5 separate regions of the Mus musculus genome follow, and regions 2, 3, 4 and 5 are each linked to region 1. A link is a loop called in an ENCODE intact Hi-C map of the cell type or tissue named here. Cell type or tissue: gastrocnemius. All regions are shown on one strand. Region 1 has its middle 3.3 kb from the start of Kcnc4. Region 2 has its middle 7.6 kb from the start of Gm35700. Region 3 holds the start of Gm40120 (a long non-coding RNA gene). Region 4 has its middle 16 kb from the start of Cym. Region 5 has its middle 20 kb from the start of Gm40120.

Evidence for each region. Hi-C counts contacts between places; a loop is a spot of excess contacts. Peaks named below come from ENCODE experiments on the same cell type or tissue, not always from the same donor. Only the 100,000 strongest peaks of a DNase experiment are listed, where the experiment ranks them.
Region 2: a loop joins it to region 1, with 8 times the contacts of the local background. A loop is called at or near these places in 39 of 42 quality-filtered maps.
Region 3: a loop joins it to region 1, with 3.0 times the contacts of the local background. A loop is called at or near these places in 9 of 42 quality-filtered maps.
Region 4: it touches region 1 in a loop (3.0-fold over the local background); 15 of 42 quality-filtered maps call a loop at or near these places.
Region 5: it touches region 1 in a loop (4-fold over the local background); 3 of 42 quality-filtered maps call a loop at or near these places.

Annotation. Positions count from the first base shown.
Region 1 is chr3:107,459,736-107,464,735 of GRCm38, forward strand. It overlaps a transcript of Kcnc4 not described here. Among named protein-coding and RNA genes, the nearest start is that of Kcnc4, 3.3 kb to the left of the region's middle. In gastrocnemius, a CTCF peak has its summit at 2,615 (motif pointing left); DNase peaks (open chromatin) are centred at 247, 486 and 2,617; H3K4me3 peaks cover 1,008 bases; H3K27ac peaks cover 1,176 bases.
Region 2 is chr3:107,354,753-107,359,752 of GRCm38, forward strand. No RefSeq gene overlaps it. Among named protein-coding and RNA genes, the nearest start is that of Gm35700, 7.6 kb to the right of the region's middle. In gastrocnemius, a CTCF peak has its summit at 2,569 (motif pointing right); DNase peaks (open chromatin) are centred at 2,263 and 2,608; H3K4me3 peaks cover 393 bases; H3K27ac peaks cover 2,573 bases.
Region 3 is chr3:107,376,590-107,381,589 of GRCm38, forward strand. Gm40120 (a long non-coding RNA gene) reads left to right here and starts at 4,220. Exons shown (of 3, transcript XR_867555.1): 1 at 4,220-4,281; 2 at 4,817-4,949. In gastrocnemius, a CTCF peak has its summit at 3,015; a DNase peak (open chromatin) is centred at 3,008.
Region 4 is chr3:107,202,928-107,207,927 of GRCm38, forward strand. No RefSeq gene overlaps it. Among named protein-coding and RNA genes, the nearest start is that of Cym, 16 kb to the right of the region's middle. In gastrocnemius, no CTCF peak of the experiment used is centred here; DNase peaks (open chromatin) are centred at 2,778 and 3,263; H3K27ac peaks cover 1,069 bases.
Region 5 is chr3:107,398,782-107,403,781 of GRCm38, forward strand. No RefSeq gene overlaps it. Among named protein-coding and RNA genes, the nearest start is that of Gm40120, 20 kb to the left of the region's middle. In gastrocnemius, no CTCF peak of the experiment used is centred here; no DNase peak of the experiment used is centred here; H3K4me3 peaks cover 205 bases; H3K27ac peaks cover 2,911 bases.

The sequences.
Region 1 (5,000 bases):
CGAGGGGGGGTTCAGACGGGGCGTCCTGCGCGGCGCAGAGCCTGGAGGGCGGGGCTGCTCTGAAGAGCCAGGCACCGGGTGCTGGCGGAGTGTCCCGGGCGGTGGCCGAATGGCCAAGGACACCTGCAGGCTTCCTGGGCCGCGCCAAGAGGGAGCCTCAGCGCAGCGCCCCGGCGCCGGGTTCCTGAGATCTGGCGCCGCCGGGAGCCGCGCCATCTGCGCGTCTGCCCATCTCCGGGCGGGGCGCCGGCCTTGGCTCCCTGCTAGGGGCGGGCGCGAGGTGGTCTAGGGAAGGGAGCGCCTGGGCGCCAGAGGAATGGGGCTCAAAGGGCTCTGCGACTCCCTCCCGCGATGACAGAGGATGCGACGCTCCAAGTGGCGCCTTTTCCTCTCGGCCTCGCCTGACCAGGGCGCACCCTCCGCGGGGCGGGGTGGGCGCGGCGCTGCGAGGCGCAAGGCCGACCTGGGGCGTTGCGGAGCTCGGGCAGCAGAGCTCAGCCTTCATCCGCGCATCCCAGCCCAGCGGAGGCGCGTAACCCGCTAGCAGCCAGTGCCCAGCGTCGCGCGCCGCCCCTGCGCGCCTCCGCTTCCATCCCCTCTCGGCCCCACTCCCCGCCTCTCCGTAGCCCTCAGCTCCACCCACTGCAGCCCTTGGTGACACCTGAGCGCTCCCGACCCCTGACCTCTAACCTCTCTCTCTTCCTGTCTGTTTCTCTGCACCTCCTCACGCAGAGTCTAACCTGTGTATCCCTTACAGCTAAGCTGGTTGTATTGTTGCAGTTTCACTGTTTCATTGTGGCTGACTGGAAGCCAGGGTGGAATAGAATGGCAAGACTACATCAAGGAAGAGCCTCCTTCTCTCCTCCTCCAGAAACCTGGTCAGACCACCATGGCCCCATCCTGCGTCTTGGATGCTCTCGATCTTGATATTTATGATCTCTGACATATTCACCACAGCCTCCACCTTGGAGCCAGGACAGCACGGCCTTGGGCAGAGAAATGTTTCTGGGCTAGGTGGAGAGAAGTCCTAAACCTGCTGCTCTCAGTAGAGAAATGGTTTATGAGTGTGTCCTTGTGTCCCTTAAGATCATCAGGTTGAAGGCCTGGCTCCCTGTTGCAATGAAGGGAACTTAGGAGGTGCCATACTCTGCCTCATGCTGTCTTACTGTCCTATTACTGTCCCAGTCCTTGCACTTGACTTCTCTCCCAGACTCCGGGTTCCTCTAGGCTGCACTGTGTTTTTTCATCTTGATAACACCCACAGTGCCCGCCTCTGAGGACCCATTTGCTAAGTAATTGAGAAGCTGCCGTATCCAAAACATGAAGCATTAGACTTTGTTGGCCATCTCCCAAAAGCAATTTCCAGATTCATTAGTTTTAGGGCTTTTTTTTTTTTTTTTTTTTTTTTTTGCCTAGAACCACACCTACATTCCCTCTCCATCTCCTCCTCCTCTCTCTGCTTCAGTTACTCTGGGTGATACAGGGAGGATTTTTAAACAGAAGTGCAAGGTGATTGACACATCATACCTGATACTACATGTGTGTACCATCTGTTTTCTGGAAGGGGCAGCACTATTCATACTGGGCAAACAAAATGACAATAAACTATCCACCAGCTGGGGCTTTTCTGTTTTGAGAGAGGCTAAAGGTCCAACGTAAATGCAAGGGATGTCTATAAACAAAGGTCTTATCATTATTGAGGCTTTTAAAAAACCCCAAACCAATCAACCAAACAAACAGACCAAATGATCATCTGTGGTGACATGTGCTAGCATGCAGGAGAGGACCGGACCTTTCCACCATCTTGACTGGAGTTAGAAGCACTCATCTGTGGGCAGCCTCTTTGGGTACCTGCTTACTCTTACATCATGTCTGGATCCCAGAGAAGATCGAGGACTGCCTAGGACTGGATGGAGGAAGGAAGCACTACCAAGAGGATACTGACGTCCTGACTGTAATGATGACATTAAAGTCCTCTCAGGATTGTGTCCTGGCCAAAAAAAAAAAAAAAAAAAAAAAAAAGTCTCCCTTCACTTTCCACTCTTCAGCCTGAGAAAACAGACAAATGGCTAGCACTGGTAGGAGAGAGGAAGGAAACAGGCCACGGTATCCCAAATTTCATTTGTTTCTTCATTGAGCATCCATTGGACACTGATCACACATCTGTCAGTAAAATAGTCCTCGTCTCCAGCCCCAGGAAGCCTCTGTCCAGGCTGTGCATCATCCTGCAGTCCTGGTGATGGGGATGAGCGTCTGGGGAACACGGAGGAGGAACCTTGCCAGGATAAAAAAAAAGGAAGCCACGAAAGAAGAGAGGTAGAGGAGAAAGCCAGTGTGTAGCTAGGGGGTCCCAGGAAGAGCTCAGGAAAAACCTGTTAAAGGTACTCTTAAGAGGAGGGCTCCTGGCCAGCTCCCACTGACTATTTATTCTAAAGGTCTTGACTAAACCTGCTTCATGGGTCTTTCCCAGATTCCCTGGAAGCATACGTATGCTAAGGTTGGCATTCCAACCTTTACTGTCCTCAGCTCTGTGTGTGAGGTAAGGCTAATTTCTTCCAAAATCTATAGGCTTAGAAGAGGCGAGCCCCCTGCCCTACTGTGTGGGAGGGTGCTGCCCCCTAGTGGTGCTGGGACAACCCAGTTAAGGAACTCGATCCTTACTGTTGGTTCCTAACAGCAGCTGGTCCAGGATTTCCTGTTGATTCCAAGACTTCAGGCCTTAGCCCCACCTAGCATTCCCAGGATACTACCTGCTTTGTTGTCCATTCCTCAAGATCCTGATAGTTACAAGCCTAAGCAAGCGTGCCCCGGTCCCTGCCAAAAATGTTTGTTCCCCAAGCTTCTCCTCATCCCCATCTTCGTATTTTCTCTACTTTTCTTCCCTAAGATTTTTTTTGCTATAGTCAAGAGCATCTAGAGCCAGTTAATACTATGGAATCATATGCAGTAAATTTCCCAGCTAGAATTAAGAGGGTAGCCAAAGGATAAGGATAGAAGGCTAAGCTTAAACCTAGAGTGATGCTGATGCAAATTCTTGGGCTCCTGTGTCCTTTGTAGGGCACTTGAAGAAGCCCTTTCCCCATCTCTACAGAAGCCAGAGGGAAATTAAGAGGCTAAAATTAAAGTCTCTCCCCATTGGGGCCAGTATGTGGTCTCCCTCTTTTAAGTGACAGGGGTCATCTGATCACTTCTCCTCTTCTTTGGTATCCTTTTTTTCTAAGGTGCCCCAGGCCAAGGAGCTAGCCTATAGCTATTAGGGCAAAGTTATATCCTTTGGTACTCACATCTCTTAGCATTACAGGTCCTGCCAGGGACCTATCCCCCCCCCCCCTCCTCCTCCTCCTCCTCCTCCTCCTCCTCCTCCAGATGCAGACCAAGGGGCCAGCATCCTTTCCCAGCATGCCCTGTTCCCTCTCAGCCCAACAAATTGAATTGCTTTATCAGAGCTCATCACCAGGCACATATAGTAAGTCTTTGATTCTGTGCAGGATGAGTAGGGTGGGCCAGAGGATACTGGGAGCCTGTTTGCTCAACAGTTCATTGTCTTATTCAGCTCTCACCCCAGGCTCTTAGGCTCCAAATCGAATGGGAGAGCTGTTCTGGGAAGGTTCTAGGAAGAATGTGTGTAAGACAACGGCCCAAAGTACTACCAGCAATATGGAGATCAGCTACACTGGTTCTGACAAGGGTTACAGACAGGATTGGGCTCATTTTAAAATCTCAGAGAACTCTAGAGGCCTTTTGGTGGCCCACCTCCTAAGAGGAAGAGACTGCAAATGCACAGATCACAAGCTCGGGCTGGGTTAGGACTCAGGGCTTCAGAAACGGTGGCTTGGAGTCATAGGCCAGGGAGGGGTTGGGGGCTACTTCTTAGGCATGTCCCTGTCGAGGGTTTCAGACCTATGCAGCAGCAGTGAACCTGAGAGAAGGAGCTACAGCTGGGTTTGGACCAAGAACAGAGAAAACATGGAGGCCCATGTGCTCTCCACATGTAGGAGTGTGTTCATAAGAATCACAGACGCAGAGCCAGTGGAAGGGTCCCCTAGAGGTCTTTCTACTCAAAGCTGTTGGGCAGTGGGAGGCAGCTGGGGCTGGGGAGTGTACACACACACACACACACACACACAGAGAGAGAGAGAGAGAGAGAGAGAGACAGAGACAGAGACAGAGACAGAGACAGAGACAGAGACAGAGACAGAGAGAAGGGCCCAGCTGGCATGACTCCTTGGCACTCCACATTTCTCCATCTAGAAAAGTACATATTCCTCCTACCTGGGCTAAGGTCCAACAAAGCAGGCTCATTCCAGTAGAGTAGTTAATTAGTCCTGATGGGTTTGATCCCCTCCCGCAGTATCCTGGAGAAAGGGGAGCAGCTGTCTGGAGAAGCAACTCAAATCTGAGATCTTGTTGGATAATCATGAAGCCCAAGAATCTGTCTCTTCTTAGGTTAGCTCTGGACACACTATGCTGCCAACTATGATGCTGGGAGCCCGAGGGTAGACCCTTTACCAAGTCTTTCTGTTTTGCAGCTGGCACTTTGCCTACATGGAGTAATCTTATTCATAATATGTTGTTGTTAAATAACTTGAATCTCCTACCCATCTTCCAGGTTCCTTCCATCTGGATCACTGGAAGGTGGACACACCAAGACTCATTGTGATTGCTTGGACAAGACAAGGAGCCTTGCCTGAACCAAGCCTTTATGAAGGTTCCCAGGGTTTAGCACAATTCTAGGCACCCCTAATACCTGCTTCCTGCTCCAGGCAAGGAATTGATGAAAGAAAGTTAGAAGTGAGAGAAGGCTGGGGTCCTTTCTGTCAGAGCCTTGTAATGTGGTGGAGAGTACACTGGATCGGAAGTCAGGAAACCAGGCTGTGGCCACAGTTCGCCCTCTAGTTGTTCGAGAAAGCCTTACTTACCCCTTGTCTGTTTCCTCAATTGTTAAAAGGTCAAATCATCCCTTGAATTCACTTCATGGTTATTTTTACTGTGAAATAATA
Region 2 (5,000 bases), 100 kb before region 1:
GCTGCATGTTCGTGATCCTTAGGACATAGGGATAGGAGGATCAGGAGCTCATGTCCACCGTGGGCTACAAAAACTCTCCCTCAACAGCAACAATGAATGAAGTGAAACTGGTACCTACTTTTAACAGATTATGAGACCGGATGAGAAGAGAGGTTGTGTCACACAGCAGAGCCAAGATATGAACCAGTTTCTGGACTACACTTTGATAATCATACTAGAGTGCCTTTTGAAGGATGTTCTCCCACTCCTATTCCCTGAGGTAATTCTCTTTTAGCTCCCTCACAGTACCACATGAAAGGCAAAAGGAGAGATTCTCAAAGGTATATGCACAAATTCAGGCAAGAGTGGTACAGCTTGAGGCAGTTCTGCAGTTGGGTTGAGTGTGGAAAGAGTTAAAGTGTGTATGCATTCGCACTCATGCTTGTCATACAATACACATGCCCACGTGGGTATGGGCACTCATGTGTACATGTGGAGGGCAGAGGTCAGTATTAGTTAGTTGTCCAGTTTATTTTTCAGGACAGGATCTCAGTCCTAATTAGTTTTGATTGTTACCTAAATACAGTCCAGGGTTATCTGAGAAGGAAAGCCTTGACTGAGGAATTGCCTAGATCATGACGGCCTGTGGGCGTGTCTAAGAAGCTTGTCTTGATTAGGAATTGATGTAGGAGGGTCAAGTCCACCATGGTTGGTTCCATTTCCTGGGAAGAGGTATCCGTCCACATAAGAAATGTAACTAAAGCCGGGCAGTGGTGGTGCACGCCTTTAATCCCAGCACTTGGGAGGCAGAGGGCAGGCAGATTTCTGAGTTCGAGGCCAGCCTGGTTTACAGAGTGAGTTTCAGGACAGCCAGGGCTACACAGAGAAACCCTGTCTCGAAAAACCAAAAAAAAAAAAAAAAAAAAAGAAAGAAAGAAAGAAAGAAAAGAAGGAAGGAAGGAGGGGGAGAGAGAGACAGACAGACAGACAGACAGACAGACAGACAGACAGAAATGTAACTAGGCACTAGCCTGTGAGCTAGCAAACTAGTGAGCATCATCGTCCAATGGTTCCTGCTGGACTGAGATGTAACACTACAAAAAAAAAAAAAAGAAAAAGAAAAAAATTCACTTTCAGGTTCCTGCTTTGACTTTCCTCTATGTTGTCCTGTGACTAGGAAGGGTAAACTAGATGAAACAGTCTTTCCTTAGATTGCTTCTAGTCAGTTACTTAACATTAACAACAGACAGGAAATGGTACCTGGCTAACAATCAGGGATCCGCCCATCTCCACCCATCTCACCCACCCCACACTAAGCTTATTACTGCCAGGTTTGACTGACTTTTACCAGGGTTCTGGGGTTCCCAGCTCAGATTCTCATGTTTGCACCACAAGCGCTTTACTGAGTGGGCCCAGCCTCTTAAGTGTAGTTTTGAATACTAACTGTGGAAAGTCAGGTGGGAAGAATAGCCCATCCTTTATGCGGTTGTTTGAATACGTTAAACACAGCACATGACTGCTTGATTCTTTTTCTCTGCTTTACTTAGGTTTTGGTTTCTGTTCTTTCACGTTTTTCAAGATGCAGAGCCAGCAGTGTTCTTGGAATGAACACCCAAGGTTTGGGGATTGGAAGGTTGGGTGTGAGCATCATTGTTTTTTTCTTCCTGTATAATCACCAGAGAAATATTTTCTTCTCTGTGGCCCCACTTTCCTCATCCTTAAATTTAGTTTAAAAACAAAATAACAAATTTCATTCCCTGATATACAGCACATGAAAGAGCTCCGTACGTACATTTTAAATAGAAAACACAGTATACATAGAAATTAAAAGCCTCTCCAATTCTTTTACCATACTACTCAGAGGGCTGCTGTGGCAGGCTGTCATGACCTATAAAACCGTCAGCACTAGGTGGTCCTTTTGTGAGTCTTCTAGACTTTTTGGTTTTTAAGATGTCTTTATCAAGACAAATCTCTCAAAAGTAGAGGGCTCTGAGTGGGCTTTCTGCTTGTGTTTAGGGAAACGGAAGTCTCAGAGATGTAGTTGCTAGTGAAGGCTCTGAAAGGCCACCAGGAGGGCAGACAGATCAAACTTCTGAGTGATGACCTGGGACAGAGCCAGGACTTCCAGTAGATGTGTCAGGAACAGATTCAGTAGCAAGTAAAAAGAGTGTTCTGAAGATGCCACAAGAAAACAGAAGCAACGACTCGGAGAGGAAACGAGATAATCAAGGAGGGACTTCAGATGGCTTTAAGGGACTGGTCAGAGGTAACGCAACAGGTGGTGGGGCAACTTACTGACTTGGCTTTGCTGACTCAGTTCTCCCTAGCCAGGCAACAGTCCTTGAGGGAGGGAAGAGGAGGAGCCTGTGGGGAAGCAAAAAGAAGGAAAGCAACTGGGGAATTGGGCCCTGGTTTGGCTGAATGTAACGAGTTTGCAGAGCAGCAGTCCTGACTCTGGCCTCCTTAGGCCCCAGAGCCTAGAACGGTACACAATCCTCTTACTCAGTTAACTCAGCAAACATTTATAGGCCTGCGAGTCAGTTCCCCGCAGTAGACCCACGTGGGATTGCTAGCCCTGGCGAGCCTCCTGCCTAGCGACCAGCAGAGGGCAGAAAAGACCCGCAGATGCCAAACTCTGCACAGCCTGCAGCCTAGCTTCTGGCGGGGAGGGGGGCGGGGGGAGGGGTGTGGGGAGAAACTAGGTCACTTGGTCCTGCCAAATGGCAACATTGACAGGGGTGGACACACTGGGACTCAACACAGAAACTGTGAGGCCTCGAACACCACCTTGCCAAGAGCACTCATGCCTCTGGGCTTGCAGAAGTCACCGTTGCTTGTAGAGGGAAGGATGAGATCGTGTGTGTGTGTGTGTGTGTGTGTGTCTGTGTGTGTGTGTGTGTGTGTGTGTCTGTGTGTGTGTGTGTGTGTCTGTGTGTGTGTGTCTGTGTGTGTGGTCTGTGTCTGTGTGTGTCTGTGTGTCTGTGTGTGTCTGTGTGTGTGTGTCTGTGTCTGTGTTGGGGGGGTGTTTGGTTTATTTTGCTTGAAATAGCTTGCTGCAGTACTTGGCTTTTTTTTTTTTTTTTAGATAAATTCTCACTCCAGACTCCAGGCTGGCCTGGAACTTAGGGTCCTCCTGCCTCACAGTGATGTACAGCTACATGTGGGATAGCTCAGGGTCGGGGCAAGGAAGTTCTTCCATCAAACAATTAAGTAGCAGGCTCACCTCAAGCTGTGTTTTAGAGTAAAGGGGAGGCCAGACCCATGCAGAGCACTGATGGGTGGGGCAGGTTGCCTCAAGAGAGTTTACCAAAGCTCAGAGCCCTCTTTGGTCTGGGAGGAAACTTCCATTTGGAGGTGAGGGGGAGGGCTAAGTGGACGGATGTGGCTAGGTGAATGCCAGATCATATTTCTTAATGGTTAGAGGACAGACTTGGAGTCAGATTAGCTCTTTCTCTTAGTCTTGCCAACCAGAGGTTATGAAACCTTGAGTCGGCCATTTCCAACCTCGTTTTTCTCCTCTGTAAGCTGGTGAGACTGTCATAAAGATGAAGTGGAAGAACTCTCCAGTGTGTGAAAGTGTTGTTGAGTCTCCTCCCCTCTGTCCTTCTTAGTGGCACACCATGTACCAGAATCATATCTGTGACAGGTACCTCTTGTGCTGGACAGGGAGGAGGGACACCCACGAGGCTATTAGTCCTTCAAGTAAACTTGTCCTTCAGGAATGCTGTTACAGTGGGGCCAGGAGGCTCCTCTCCATCGATGCACATAGTACCCTGCTACTAGAAAATGTGGGTGTCTGGGGCAAATGTTTTTCTGGCTCCTCAAATCACAAGGCCTTTGGGGGACGAGGAATTAGTAAGTTAAAAATGGTCTTGATGAGAGGAAAGTTGGAGACAGGATGATACTCCATTTCTTCTCATGGACTCTGTGAAACGTAGAAGGTCCATCTGAGTGCCTTGTCTAGGACTGCTTTATATGAGTGAGTCTGGAAGACATTATGCTAAGTGAAACATGCCAGGCTTGGAAAAACAAATACTGCATGCTCTCCTGTGAGGAAGCCAAAAGTCAATCTCGCTGAAAATGAGCACGGGATGGTCGTGACTCGAGGCTGGGGAAGGGCTGGCTAATGCATAGCATTGTGCAGGAGGAATATATTCTACTGTCCTATCATCACAGTAGGGGGACATAACTTATGGTATATTTCAAAAGAGCTGAAGGAAAGGTTTTGGAATGTTTCCGACATAAAGAAGAGATATATGATTGAAGTATGCTAATCACTTTAATCCAATCATTAAACATTGTATATAGTATTACAACTATCACAATTCACCTCATAAATATGAATAGTTATTTTGAGGTTTTTTTTTTTAAAGAGCAACTTGTGAGTGTTTTCTCTTCATTAAGCCCTGCAGCAATACCTGTGCTGCCTTTCTATGTCAACAGAAGGAAATCAGGCATGGATGCTCTTACATAAAACAGCTAAGCACAGTGTTCCATACTTATTACTTGGCAATGAGGCAAGAACCTTGGAGAACTAGTTTGAGGTTTTAGTGATCAAAAAATAAATGAAAATGAGGCTCAGAGAACCATGCAACCAGGGAAAGGAACTTTCCCGTCCTTTTCTATGCTCTTAGGTTCTTTCTCTGTGACCATTTGGACATTTGGCTGGATCCCCGCATTGGAGTCTCTGCCTTTGGGAAAGGCTCTTCCCGAAGTCCTTCCGTTCAAATCCAGTCAGTGCTTGTGTTACCCAGCCTCAGAAGAGAGACACTCGGAACTCTTCCAGTCAGACCAGCTCGGAGCTCAGCAAGTGCTCTAAGGCTGATAGGTCCTGCATTAGCTGTGTGGTCATGAGCACATGACTTGATAAACAGTACTCATCCGATTTAGAATCCCAGCACCTGCTGTGTAGGTTGTGAGACCTGACACAAGGTGTTCAAGCTTCCTATGTCAGTGCCCTCATCTGTATGGAGACAATAACAGTATCTACTATATGAGCAGTATTTACTTTGTCTTCGTTT
Region 3 (5,000 bases), 83 kb before region 1:
CACACACACACACACGATTGTGCACCCACACACATATGTGTGCCTGTAAACATATGAATGCACATACACATATCTACATCTTGCACATACACACAGAAAATAAAAATAAAATAATTAACACCTTACAGTCCCCTCTTGTCCTTCTGATGTACCTGCCTTTCAAATCTCTAAGGTTGGCCCAGGAGCACGGTTGAACCTGTCCCTTTGACCTTTGTATAACTGAGATCAGTTTTGTGTGTGTGTGTGTGTGTGTGTGTGTGTGTGTGTGTTACTTCTGCTCATTGCTGTTCATAATGTCCCTCAGCCAAAAGAGGATCATCTATATCCTCTGTTGTGGAGAGCCGTGCCGTGAGCAATCGCGTGCATGCCGTGAGCAATCGCCATTATAAGATGGCGCTGGCTTCCACTGCGCCTAACTAGCAAACAAGCCTTATGCGCAAGTGCAAGAGTGAACTCACGCCTAGTCACTGCCCATCTCGTGGCGTAGTAATGGGGTGATGGGCGAGCAACGAATCAGGAGCTGTCACGCCACATCAGGTTCTGAAACATCACGCTGCGGGCTATATAAGCAGCACCATTTTCCCGGTTCGGGGTCTTCCCTCCTGATAAGTAAGCAATAAAAGCTTTGCTGCAGAAGAATCTGGTTGTCCTGAGTGTGTTCTTGCCGGCGGGGACAAAAGCTCGGGCAATACTCTGTCCCTGCAGGGGCCATCTCAAAGAGATGATGAAAGTCTATAGTCAACAACTCCCTTAAATTGCATCCTTAAGGCTCATACAAACATATCCATATTTTCACAACACACTCATACCACTTTGCTACTTAAAAGCCTTTCATTCATATATTTCCAACTATGCACTGAGTGCCTACTATGTGCATGATGCTAGCTAGCATTCTGACTTTATATTCCACAATTAATAACCAGGTAGGGAAGAACTTAGAAATGAAGCAGCTGAGGAAAACTGCAGCTAGATCTTGGTATCTTCTGTCTCCTGGTTGTCAGAATGCACCTTTTGTACTTAAACATCCTTGAAGTTATAGTTAGGTTGTTCCTTCTGTACCACACACTAAGGCACCAGGGCATTCCTCACACATGTGCAAGAACCACGTGTCTGCATACTTAAAAGGCTGCTGTTATCATCCTATCACTTGCATTGTAGTTTGACATTCTGAGGACCATGGGAAGAAATACCTTAAAAGGGAGGTCAAGTCCACCCTGATTTGGGAGAAAAAAAGGTCCTCTTACCCCATGAATATTCTTCATAAATATCTCTTTTTTAAAAATCCACAACACAAAACCCAACAGCAGGAAAGGCTCACTCCAGTTTCTCTTTGGAGTGTCTGCTTTGTTTAGCTTTGCTAAACAAGCTTCTACTTAAACTGTCTTTGATCCTCACCGAGTCTTTGCTCCGAGAAGACAAGAGCCCGGAGAGCCCGGAACATTACAGAAAGATCATTGGCTTCTCCAAGCTTAAAGAGTGAGAAGATGTTTGTAATTTACATTCTGAAAGTTTATTCTTCAGGTTAGTGGGTAACTCCTTTACCCTGGCCCTAAGCCTACCTTTCACATTATTATTGCTTTTAATCTCAGCACTTGGGAGGAAGAGGCAAATAGGACTCCATGAGTTTGAAGCCAATCTGGTGGCTAAATTTAGTGAGTTTCAGGACAGATAGAGCTAGTTCAAGGTTAGCCTGGACTGCATAGTGACTTTTAAGCTATCCTGGGCTAAAATGAGACCTTATCTCAATTCTCATTCTCCCTTTAAAAGAATTCCATCTATTGGGGTGACTACCACGCTTGCCATGCATTAGGCACCTCAATAAATGAGCCAAGACTGCGTGAGGTCATCCTTGAAGTCCTTGACTGATCACATAGTCACTGTTAGGAGGCCACAGTCTGTTCTGATAGCTGAGATAACATTTGGCAGTTGGCAGTCCCTTTTGATCTTCACAGCTCTCTAAAGATAATCAATCCACAGCTTCCGAGGGCACTAAGACTCACTGAAGTAACCCAGCAAGCAAGAGACTAAGCTAAGCTTCCAGGGGAGGCCCAAATGTGTCCCGTCCCGTGACAACCTAAGAGTCCTGTCTGGGATCAGATGGCCTGACTCACTGCTCATTAGGATACTGTGTATCTAGGGAGCTCCAGCCATTTCCAGAACCTTCAGCTTAAGTCATTTTCAAAAGAGTAAAACTGCTATGAATTCATGAATAATGGCCGCACTTAGTCATTTCTAGAAAGGAGCCACTGTAAACAATGGTGTGTGATGCATACTGAAGAGACAGAGAGACACCCAAGTCCAAAGCAAGGGAGAGGAAGATAGACAGTTTCTGGAGGATCAGCAGCTCATGTATGCCTGAGGGAAGGGCACGGCAACTGGAAGTCTGGATCGGGTATTCCAAGAACTCAGTCATTGTGTCTCCAGTTCTGCCTGGGGGAAGCGACCAGGATAGTTCTAGCCCATGTTTTCAAATCACAAAGCAACTTTCTCAGGATTAGCTGACCCCCTCAGAAGGACAGGACACCTGGTACTTGTCTGCCGTCTCACTTTTGCCTTGGGCTCCTCACTCTCTTAGGAGTTTGGTAACTGTAAGTCAATAGTCAATACTTCTTGAACCTGAGCAACTGCAAGCATGTTTGTGATTCTGTCTAATGGCTGGGGCTGCAAAGCCAGGCAAGGGCTGTCTCTTGGTCCACAGTAAACTCGCTAAGGAGATTCTCCCACCTCTACCACCAACAGATGCCAAGAAGGAGATCACTCTATCCTTCAAGCTCTGGCCACACTGCTGCCACGGCCCAGCAGAGCTGCCGAGCAGAGAGGAAGGCCTGACTGCAGGGCACAGACCTGAAAATCCAGGGAAGCTCAGTGAAAGCCCAGCTTCCTGGACTGGGACCTGAGAACCAACCGAGGGAGGCTCATTTGAATGTATCCTAAGCGTCCCAGAAGGAAACCACCTCTGCAATCCGGTTTTGACCCACAGCCAATTTGAGCCCTGCTGCTCCCCCTAGCGGGAGAAGGAAGCAGTGAGCTAGAGTTTGAGGATACACAAGGATTTGTAAACACTTGGAGGCTGGCTCACCCCAAGGGAGGACTCATCCATCCCTGGCAGGGCAGGATCCTGAGATCCACCAGGGATGCCATTTCCCTTTTATCTTTCTCTCCTCTGGGATCTGGAGAGTGATTGAGATAATTTACCATTTAATGTGGGCAGATGGCTTAATTAGGCTCAATCGCAAGACATTCACAGTGGCTCTGAGTGTGTGAATGACTGGGGGCGGGGGTGGGGGTGGATAAGACCAGCCAGATGTGTCTTCATCCTCTGCCCTGTCACCCAGGCTGGCCCAAAGGTTCCAGGATAGTCACAGGGTCATTCTGAGTAGGAATCTAGCCTTGGTCAGAGCAGCTGGACAGCCCCTAGCTCATGCAACAGGAGATTCCTCTGGTTTTTTTAAACTCATAACTAGTTCTTGTGATAGCAGCAACAACCAAAGCCAGCACTGCTTTGGGAAGCCCATAGGTGGAAATACCAGAGTCAGAGATTCCAGCCCTTCTCTGAAAGGCTGAAGGTGGGGAAACTGTGGCTGAGACTGGGGTGTGTGACTGGTTCATCTATGGGGACTTGGCATCTCAGACCCAGAAAGGGAGAGAAGAAAGGGAGAAAGGAAGAGAGGGAGAGAGGGCAGAAGGGAGGGAGGGAGGCAGGCAGGGATATGGATGTGCCTGTCTGTGTATATGCTCCCTTTCTCATTCCTCTGGCCTCCTTCTTGTCTTCCCCAGTTTATAGGTTCTTGACCAAAGGCTATGTCCCTTTCCCATCTCTCTGTGTCTGAAGGAGGCCTTGGGAACCCCCAAATGGCCAGTAGCTTCCCTGATGCACTCATTCCTAGTCCAGAGCTTCTTTAGCCACAGGCTTTGGGAGCAGCCCCGACTTTTTTCTGGGTGAGCTCTGCTTCTACAGATCATGAGCCCATCCTGTCTGCAGCAGGCAAGCCTGGGGGCAGAAACCAACAGCAAATTGCTCTCCATTCACTATCTCCCCCAAAACACCTTAAAATGATTGTTTTGGGCCTGAGCCAGGGGACTGATGTTTTCCAAACCACAAGGAACATTTCTTGGCTCATTAGCTTCATCACTTTCCTGTTCCAGAGCCCCTCACCATTCCCCCAGGAGCCTGAATAAAATGCCCCCACCAAGATCTAAGCAACTCCGGGAAGGAAACATAGGGCCCAGGCCCGGGCTGCAGCTGTTTGCCTCAAGGAGGACTCAAGCGGGGTGAAGCTGGTAAGATCAAAGGCAACTCCAGGCAGGAAAGAGACAGACAGCAACTCAGGCCCAGTGGGTCCGAGGATTTCTACTAGAGGGCATAGAACAGAAGACAGTGGGGATACGGGGCCAAAGATGGTAGGTCAGTAAATGTGAGAAGGATGGACTTACAGGACACTGGTGAGTGTTAGTGTCTCAGGAGAGACAGAACTAATAGGCTGCATATCTATATTATGAGAGTGGACATAGTAAAGGAATTCATTGTCTTGTGTGGCTATGGACACTGAGAAGTTTCAAGATAAGCCATTTGCAAGCTTGAGACCTGAGATGGAGTGGCACAGCTCAGTCCAAGTCCTCAAAAGGGAGGAAGTGCATGACAAGTTCTCAGACTGAGGCTGAAGGCCAGGGAACCCGGGAGACCACTGATGCAAGTCCTAGAGTCCAAAGGCTGCAGATCCCACTGTTCTGAGGAGAGTGCTGCCCTGCTCCAGGGGAGGAGGAGAAAGAGATTTCAGCTTGCCTCTGTCTCTTCGTTTTTTGTCCTTTGTTCTAGCTGTTTTTCCTGAGAACTGGACATGCCTGCCTTCCATGAGAATGTTTCTTCCCCTCCCAGTCTACTGACTCATATGCCAAGCTCTTGTGCACAGATGTACCCAAAAGGAATGTGTACTTTACCAGCTCTCTAGGTATTACTTTCTGTGTATTGTTTACTATAATCAAATTATTAACCCTTTAAA
Region 4 (5,000 bases), 260 kb before region 1:
CCCTGAATTTTGTGTGCAGACCCTGAATTCTCCATTTTTTTTCTCAAAATCTAAGCCAAAAATAACTGATTTGACACAGGGTGCCAACGATCAGCTTGGTTAGGGTATAGACACGAAACTGCTGTTTTCCTCAAGTAACCCTCGGGTTCCTGCTATGACCAGATGCTCAGTCTGTCTCCGGGGTTACAGAGACAGCCAAGGAGGAGCAGCTCTGCCCCTATGAGGTACAGAAGATCCAGGAACTCTCACCCTCCCTGTAAGTAAGAGGCCTTTCCTTATAGTTTACCTTTCTAATTTCCTGATCTCTCCCTGTGAGGTCACAGGAAGCCAGCCTCCCCCACCCCACCCGCACTCCCTACCCATCAAGTGGCAACACTGACCTTTTGTGAATCAACCCTAGATGTGGGGAGTGTAACTGAACAAGTTCACGTTCTTCTCACTGAATGACACACGGCCACAACCAACTCGAAAAGACTCTGAGCCTGGGAGGGAGCTCAATGTTGAGCATAAATGCGGTCAGGGAAGTTCCAGATGCAGCAAGAAAGGCAGAAGGATGGTCCTGGATGTCCCGAGAACAGAAGCCAACAGACTTGACCTTGCATTGTTTCCAGAGAGAGACAGAGACAGACAGAGAGAGAGAAGAGGAGAGAGACAAGGACGAGGGGCAATAGGGAAACAAACTAGGAAGAAGTTTCTTCTTAGGCCACTCAAAAGCACGTGAAAAGAGAACAGAGGATCCATTTCTTCTAGGTTTAAAGAACTAGAAAGAGCAAAGTGAGCAACCTTTTTCTCAGAGTTGGGTGGAGATGTGGAGCTAAAGAAGGAGCGAAGGAAAGTAAAATGGCTTCTTAAAGAGGAATCTCCCTGGGCCTCGGCTTCCCCGTTTGCTAACAGTTACAATAAACACAAGCTCCTGAGACTACAGTGAGAATCAAACAGTATACTGCATGATAGTCTTTAGCAAACTGGAACAGACACTTCCAAAGCAGAATGGAGGTCAATGAAGATGTGACTGTCCCGTGGCAGATTTAAGGAGATCAGACTGTGAGGTGGAGGGTGCCTAGGACAAAACCTACTGCAGTTTGAGTTCAGGGTCACTTGCCTGCGTCCTTTAAATATCATCACCTCAATAATTATAGTATAGTATAGTGCATTCTATATTAGCCAAGTGTGTAGTAGATAGTCAACATATCTTTATAAAATGCAAGAACTGAGGAAGAAGGAAAGAATTGGTGCAAAACTAAGAATGTGTTTCTTTAAAAGTCACAGCTTCATCCTACAATGTCCACCAACTTAAAGCAACTTGATATCTCCCAAACATTACCTGGATCCCCTGGTGGCTGTCCTGTGCTTCTGACACCTCAACATTTGCTGGGTTTGGAGGACTTCCAAGCTCACAGACTAGCAGGGCCAGTTCCTCTTTAGCTGTTACTAGAGGTCAGAGTCAGACCTCTGCCACAGAGACTTCACCACACCACTGCTCACAACACAGTTCTTGCATTCCCAGAGTGAGCAAGAAATGACCGAAGAGAATCTCAGGCTCTTTGCAGCCCAACTTCAGAATCGGTGCCTTGTTGAGCCACCTCTTCTATTTGCTGCCAGCTCTTGTAGGATGTCACTCCAAGCAAACATCTCTTCTAGGATGCAGGACTTGACAGAAAAAATTGTCCAGGAGACATATGTGCAAACACCCACTAGACTCCACAGGGATTGACTTGCAAGCTACAGAAGCTCTTCTTGTCCCTCTTGAATCCAAATAAATCCTACAAGGCTGGTTCAGATCTACAGCCAGGCTGGCATCCAGTGATGGGCATGTCCATGTGGAGTCTTATGTCCAGTTCCTCTGACTCTGGCGAAAGACAATTTCTTTAGAGTCCAGATTTCTAATCTCATTTGTCTCTGTTGGCTGTGCGGAGGACTTCTGGGCATCCTGTGGACTCAGGAAAACACTTTTCTCTATTATTTACTTATTGTCCTCACACGTGGAGAACATGCGCTGAGATCTGTGTCCCTGAGATCTGGGATGGAGACTGTGGCTGTGGTTGGAGGTCACAGGGGAAGACATTACTTTCATATTGTCCTAGCACCAGTTCAAAGCTGCAGGAGGTATGACTGACCCTACAGAACACTGCCAGAGAAGCACACAGGCTTATCTGCAGACTCCTGTTCCCTCTCATGCGCCTTAGGAAGAAAGCTCTAATGGCACAGTTACTCTAGTCCAGATGCTAAGCAGAGTCCTAGGAAAGAAGAAGGTTCTCAAGTGTCATGGCCTGAACTTGGAACCCAGGGGTAAAGCTTCAACCATGGCTATTGGAGACTGCATCTCCCATACCAGAGGAGACTTCCAAGGCCACCACAGTCCTCAAAAGAGAAGTGAAACTCTACCAAAGAGAAGAGGGAAATGAGTTTTCCCATTGTGGTGGTTAGAATGTTTGGATCCCATAGACTCATGTGTTTGAATGCCTAGTCCATGAGGTGTGGCACTATGAGGAGGTGTGGCCTTGTTGGAGTAGGCATGGACTTGTTGGCAGAATTGTGTCACTGTGGGGGCAGGCTTTGAGGTCTTTGGTGATCAATCTCTGACCAGTGTTGGGCCAGTCTCCTCCTGGCTGCCTTCAGATCAAGATGTAGAACTCCCAGATTCTTCTCCAGCACCATATCTGCCTAGACGCTGCCATGCTTCCCGCCATAATAGACTAAACCTCTGAAATGTAAGTCAGCCCCAATTAAATGTTTTGTTTTATAAGAGTTGCCAGGGTCATGGTATCTCTTCACGACCATGAAAATCCTAAGACACCCATCTCATTCAAGCCCAGCCTTGGCACCAGCCCCAAATCCCCATAGGATCTCGTGGGTCAGATGCTAGCACTGTAAATGCTGAGGAGGGGTGGGGCAGGATTCCCTGCTGACCTGGAAGACCAGTGCTGCCCTGAATCCCTTAAGACACACACAGTAGACACATTCTCCCCGGACAGCTCAGCTCAGCACACAAACCCAGTATCACAACATTCCAGAAAGATTGGAGAGACAGGACTCTGGAGACCAAAAACAGAAAGAAAAGCTAATCAGAGATATCTGGAGTTATGGGGTCGAAGACTGGGACTCCTTTTTTATCTGTGTCCTGAAGAAGCTGCCACTATGCTTTGCATGAGGGAGACAGTCAACTCTATTGTCTACTTGACCACTGCCCCCAAAGTCACCTGAAGTGGCCAAGAATGTCCCAAGGTATAAACAAGATGCTCTAAGTTGGTCTGGTCACTAGAGGGCGCTCCAGGACTAGAGCTGCCTCCTGGGCTGGAAAATTGAAGATCCTGTGTTTGTTTATTCACTCAACATTAAGCACATTAATACAGAACAATTCTATGCCAACGCTAAACGCTATAAAGAGTTGGAAATGACTCATCTTTCATTAGAAAGCCAGAAAATATGAAAAATAAATAGTGTATTCATGTTTACCCATGAATGAAAAATAAAATAAAAAAGGCATGGCTGCTCCTAGGTATGGTGAAGGGAAAACCTCACTGTAGATAAAGGGCGAGAGTAGCCAGAAGCAGGGACATTTAAGAGAGTCCTGAGTGGACATGATCCTGAGCTATGTGAGAAGGGAGAACCAGACCAAGAGGCCAGGGGATGAAAGGGAAGGGCCAGGTAGCCAAACTGGTTAGATCATATAGGGAAGGGCAGCTCGGGAAGCCCTGGGCTGAAAGAGTTTAGGGTAGGGGACAGGGGATACTAGTCATACCCTGTAGCAAGTAGGGACTGAGGGATGCTGGGAGAACCCGTGTCTGCTTTGATATGTTAATGAGCACTTCAGTTAGCATTTGACTCTGGTTTGACACTGAACAACCCACAGGTTCTCTCCCTCCTAGTGCACTGCTAACATTCTTTCATATCTTTGCCCATATCTTTTTCATATCTTTGCGTTCTCATTGACCCTGCCTTTCTGGCCTCACTTTCAAGCTCAATATTCTTAGTCTTGTTCAAACTCTCCACTCAAACCCACTGATAACTGTTGGCCTTTAGTCTAGGCTCTGCCCCACAGTTGCCTGGCAACTATAGTGTGTCTGACTCACTATAAAAGGGGCTGCTAGCCTCCTCCTCCTCCTCCTCTCTCACTCCTCCTGCTCTCTTACTCTTTCTCTGTTCCCTTACTCCTGTTCCCTCTCTCTCTCCATCCCCCCATGTGCTCATGGCCAACGCACCTCTCCCCCCCCTCTCTCTCCCTCCCTTTCTCTCTCTGCCTTTCTCTGTCTCTACTCCCTCAATTCCCCTCCCCATGTCATGCCCTAAATCAACTCTATTCTATACTATACCAACAATGTGTGGCTTGTCCCTCAGGGGAAAAGGATGGGCCAACAGAGGCACCCCCTTCCCCACACCTGACTGTACCTTCACCAAATGTATTCCTTCTCTCCCTTATCTTTTTATAAAACACACCAATAACCACATGCACTTCCTGCTTGCTTGATTTGGGGTGTTTTCTTTTGTCTAATTTGCAGCACTGAGAATCGAAGCCAGGACCTTGTGCATTCCAGGAAAACACTAGATAAGGAGCTTTGCTTCCAGATGCATTCATATGTCTGTGTGTCTACAAAAGAGACCACATAGGAGGTCCTTTCTCTGTGCTTACTAATGGACACAGTGCCTAGAGCAGTGTGTCCCATTCTAAAATGACAAGTGACAACTTAGGGGTAGGACTCAGCCATCAGTTATTCCTGCCATTTAGTAAAAGAGGGTTTGGGACTAACAAGTTCCTTCTCAGAGGAGGTGATGCTCAAGCTGGCACGAAGGTTGAGGCGCACGTGAAGGTAGAGAAGGCGAGGAACACAGCACGCCTCAGGACAGCAGAGATGGCAGAGGCAAGCTGTGTGAGTCTGGGTACACACAGGCAGATGGACAGTCCTGATGTCCCTCTTGGTGTTGGTACTGTGCTCTTCCCACAGTTGCTGCATGCTGTGCCCTCAGGGATGAGCAGAGCTAAGTGACAGCAGCCAGGCTTC
Region 5 (5,000 bases), 61 kb before region 1:
CTCTCTCCCCCATCTCCCTCCCTCCTCCACCTCTCTCTATCCTCAACCTACCTCCCTCCTCCACCTACCTACCTCTCCCACCTACCTCCCTCCCCCACCTCCCTTCTTCCTCCATCTACATCCTTCCCCACCTACCTACCTCCCCCATCTCCCTCCCTCCCCCATCTCCCTCACTCCTCCATTTCCCTCCCTCCTCCACCTCCCTCCCTCCTCCATCTATCTCCCTCCTCCACCTCCCTACCACTCCCACCTACCTACCTCCCCCATCTCCCTCCCTCTTCCACCTCCCTTCCTCCTGCATCTTCTCTAGGAAGAAGAGCATAAGTTTCTAGATGAGCTCAGGTTTGGGTATTCACTTTCCTTTTCTGTGGCATCCCTGTGCATATAACAAACCTGTAAACCTCTTCTTGTGTTCATCTCTCTACTCTGTTTACTCATAGGTCCAGAATGGAGTTCTCAAGGGATAGAAGGGGCATTTTCCTACCCATTGAATGTAGAGTTCCTTTCAGGGACTTCTGTCTGACTCGGTGGTCTCAAGGGCCACTATGAAGAGATTTATTTTCCTACCCACTAGACTAGGAGACTTGGAGAGCTTTGTACCCAAAGGGAAAGCCAACCCGGTAAAGAGATGCCCCCAAAGGGAAGGGCTTTCTAATGCCCCCTTCCTCCAAAACTAGAAGAAGAAAAAAATTATTTTAAAAGGGACTGTTGCATCAGGTGTGGTGGCACACGCCTTTAATCCCAACACTTGGGAGGCAGAGGCAGGTGGATTTCTGAGTTTAAGGCCAGCCTGGTCTACAAAGTGAGTTCCAGGACAGCCAGGAAAACCCTGTCTCGAAAAACCAAAAAAAAAAAAAAAAAAAAAAAGGGACTGTTGCCTTCTAAGCCTGAAACTGAATGTGCTTTGAAGTGGTTTTTCCAATGTAAGACTATTTCTTTCTTTTTATTTTTAATGTATGTGTGTGTGTAGGCATATGTCATAGAAGACATAGAAATCAGAGGAAAACTGTGGAGCTAAGAGCAGTAGACAGTTGGACAGTGGCTCCTTCTACCTTTATGTCTACATGGGGGTGAGTTCCTGGGATGTAACTCAGATTGCCAGGTATGCAGGGCAAGCACCTGTACCACCAAACCATCCTGGAACTCAGAAATCCACGTGCCTCTGCCTCCCAAGTGCTGGGATTAAAGGTGTGTGCCACCACTGCCCGGCTACCACCAAACCATCTTAATAATTTCTTGTTCTATGACTAAAACCGGAGCCTTGAGCCTGTCAGCTCTCCACCCAAAACACTTCCCTCTAGAGGCTGGTCTTCCTTACGTAAGGACCACTTTGAACCCCAGAAATAACTGTGGGTCAGATGATGCCCCCACTTGGAGGAGTGTGCATATTTCTGGGCGTCTCTCTGTCTGCATTGCCCAGACACGTTCCTTCTTACCCTTGGTAATCCTTACTGGTTCAAGGGTGCCAAGGCAAACATCAATCATTCTATCTCCAGCAGCAATCTCAGAGGGCCAAGAAGATGTCAGCATCAGAAAATAAACAACCCTAATATTAGCCTAGATGTGTGGACATGCTTCTCCAGCAGGTGTAGGGGGAGAAAAACACTTACATTCTTGTATATTTTTAAGTTGTACCTCATGCACACAAATCTCCCAGAACATCACTATGTGGTTTTTGGCCTAAAATAGCTATTGTTACTGAAACTCTTACTTACGGGATGAGACAACATCTGGCCCTGGGCTCATGGTAGCTGGCTGTTTCCAGAGCACTGATGTCTTGAGGCCTCCTGACCCTACATGTCCCCTCTGCCACCAGGAGGGCAACAATTCTAGGTTTGCAAGCACATAGCCACCCCCTCTACATTAGAAAAATGTGCAAGTGACAGATGCAAACAGGTCACCGAATGAAGTCACCAGACATCACAGTGCCACCAATGAATGTTTCTGAATGAGACTCACCACGTTTCTGCAGTTTGTGTTGTTCACAGGACTATGTTCTGGATGCTGGGAACCACATGGAGTTGTGTGGTTTGATGGTCAGGTAGAGGTAATGGGACATGCTATTGTAACAAGTAACTTTTCACAAAGAATTAAATCTTGGCTGAGTATGTCATGCTGCAGAGTTTGAGCAAAATCTACATTTTCCTGAGTTGGTCAACATTTTGATTTTATAATTGTCAATGCTAAGGGCACGGATTCGTATCAATATGTAATATAAAATGGCCATTTCAGAAACGGTTGGAAATTCTGTCCTGATCCCAAGCCAAAAATCATTTAATGATTTTGGTGAAATTCAAGTCAATAGCTCAAAGGGCATTTTCTACCTTTTCATGGGTACGTGTGTGCTATGTACCTGCATCTATATGCATGTTTGTATGTATGGGTGTACACGTGTGCTTATGAAGTGGAAACTTCTAGTTTCTTTGGAAAGTTAGTTGTGCCAAATGATGGTTTGCTGAGGCACACGGGTGAAAGGATGTGTTTCTAAAGCAAACACGTGAAAGACTGTTTTCCTGAAGCAGACACAGGTGAGAGCATGTTTGGATATAGCAAACACGTGAAAAGACCTGGGACGGAGGAGTATAAATATGAACCCACAGACAGTGGGAGACTGGCACTAAGCATTGGTTTGTTCTGCCTCATTACTTTTCATCACTAACAACATGCATGTATTAGTCCGCCTAACATAGCGTTGTTGAGCTCAACTTCTGGTAACTCCGCCATTGAAACTCACCCAAGAACTGCTCATGAAATTCCGACAGCAGTCTGCCGCTTCAGTGGCCTTGCCTTAGGCCTGTTAGGGAGCCTGGTGGTTTCTTCAGAATTGAACTACAGCTGTTTGCTTGCTGAAAGGACTGGACTGTAGCTGCCTGTTCATCTGTGGTATCTGCCTGCCTACAGGGCCGGTCTGCAGCTGCTGAGTTGTATTTGGTGTTTACTATGGGACTGAACTGCCTGCCACTAAAGAAGATCAAGCTCGCCCCAAAGAATTATTGCTTAACAGGTCCACTCCCTCCATATCCTAATAACTCTTCTCTTCCACTACCTCTGCTGGGTGATGGACTAGAGGAGAGGTTGAACCCTTATTAAAAGTAGGTTGCAAAAAATGTATGTCTACATGCTTATATGTGCTACTGTGCCCTAAGTTTGAAGACACTCCCACATTCAGTTATAAAGCTCTAGATGAAGTCAGCACCACAGTTTAAAAAATTGAGACTTGCGATTTTTGGTCCAAGATGGAGTCACTTAAGACACTAAAGTGGAGACTGGTGTGGAATCTAGCTCTATCAGAGAACTGGAAAAAGAATGGTCCTCACTTCTCAGAAGTCTGCTGATCCCTTGTCTCAGCAGCTTGGCCACACCTTCCTGCTATTCTAAGGACTAGAGTGCCCTCCCCCACCCGCTGTAGTCTTTTTCTGTTTAATAGTCTCCTGCCACACTTCCACCCAACTAGAAGCACCCTATAAAAATTCAGATTCCTTCTTGGGGTGCTACATTCCTTTCACTTGGGAACAGCCTGGAAGCTCAGAGCCTGAATAAAGCTTCAACTTTTGGCCTCAGTGTGGCTCTTGTGGTCTGCTTCTTAAGCCTCACACGCCCATTCTCTTTCTCTCTCTCTCTCTCTCTCTCTCTCTCTCTCTCTCTCTCTCTCCCTTCCTTCCTTCCTTTCCTTTCTTTCTCTCTTTTTAAAAGATTTATTTATTTATTTTGTGTATATTTGAGTATAATTATAGCTGTCTTCAGACACACCAGAAGAGGGCATCAGATCCCATTACAGATGGTTGTGAGTCACCAAGTGGTTGCTGGGATTTGAACTCAGGACTTTTACAAGAGCAGTCAGAGTTCTTAACCACTGAGCCATCTCTCTAGCTCCACACTCTACATTCTTATCCACACCTTTTCTGTTTCTCATTAGAGTACAAACAGGCACCTCAACATAAAACCAGATACGCCAAACCTGATAGAAGAGAAAGTGGGGGACAGTCTTGAACTCATCGGCACAGGAAATGACTTTCTGAACAGAACACCATTAAAACAGGCACTCAGAACAATTAATAAGTGGGACCTCATAAAACTGAAAATCTGTAAAGCAAAGGATATCATCATTTGGACAAATTGGCAGCCTATAGAATGAAACTACATGCCCCATACAAGGCTAATATCCAAAATCCATAAAAAATTTAAAAACTAGATATCAAGAAAACAAATAACCCAATTAAAAATGGGGTACAGATCTAAAAGGGGAATTCTCAATAGAGAAAACTCAAATGGCTGAGGAGCACTTAAAGAAATGTTTGGCATCCCTAGTCATCAGGGAAATGCAAATCAAAACTTCTTTGAGATTTCATCTTAAACCTGTCAGAATGGCCGAGATCAGCAAAACAAGCGACAGCTCTGGCTGGTGAGGATGTGGAGTAAGAGTTTGCTGTGGGAGAGCAAACGCTGTGAAAATCGGTGTGGATGTTCCTCGGGAAGACAGGGATCAATCTACCTCAAGATCCAGTTATACCACTCTTGGAAATATACCCAAAGGATACTTCATCCTACCACAGAGACACTTGCTCAGCCACGTTCACTCTCTACATAATAGCAAGAACTGGAAACAACCTATCTATCCCTCAATGGAAAAGTGGATAAAGAAACTGGTGCATTTACACGATGGAGTATTATTTAGTCCTTAAAAAATATAACACCATGAAATTTGCAAGCAAATGAATGCAGAGACACATGTTCACACACTGAAGAATTCCCCCACAAAACTGGAAGCTATACCCAAAAGATAAAATTAAAAAAAAAAACAACAACCCTGACTTAACATTACGAGACAGTGAACCTCCCAAGATGTCCTTGAGATCATTTTGTGTTGGCCATCTCTATTGGGCATGGGGTCTATCCTTAAGAGTAGTTTATTTCCCCAGTGAGACTTCTTTGGAGAAAACAAGGGGAAAAAACCTAATTTTGATTTGCAAGTGGCTAACAATGATGGTTTCTGGGTTAGG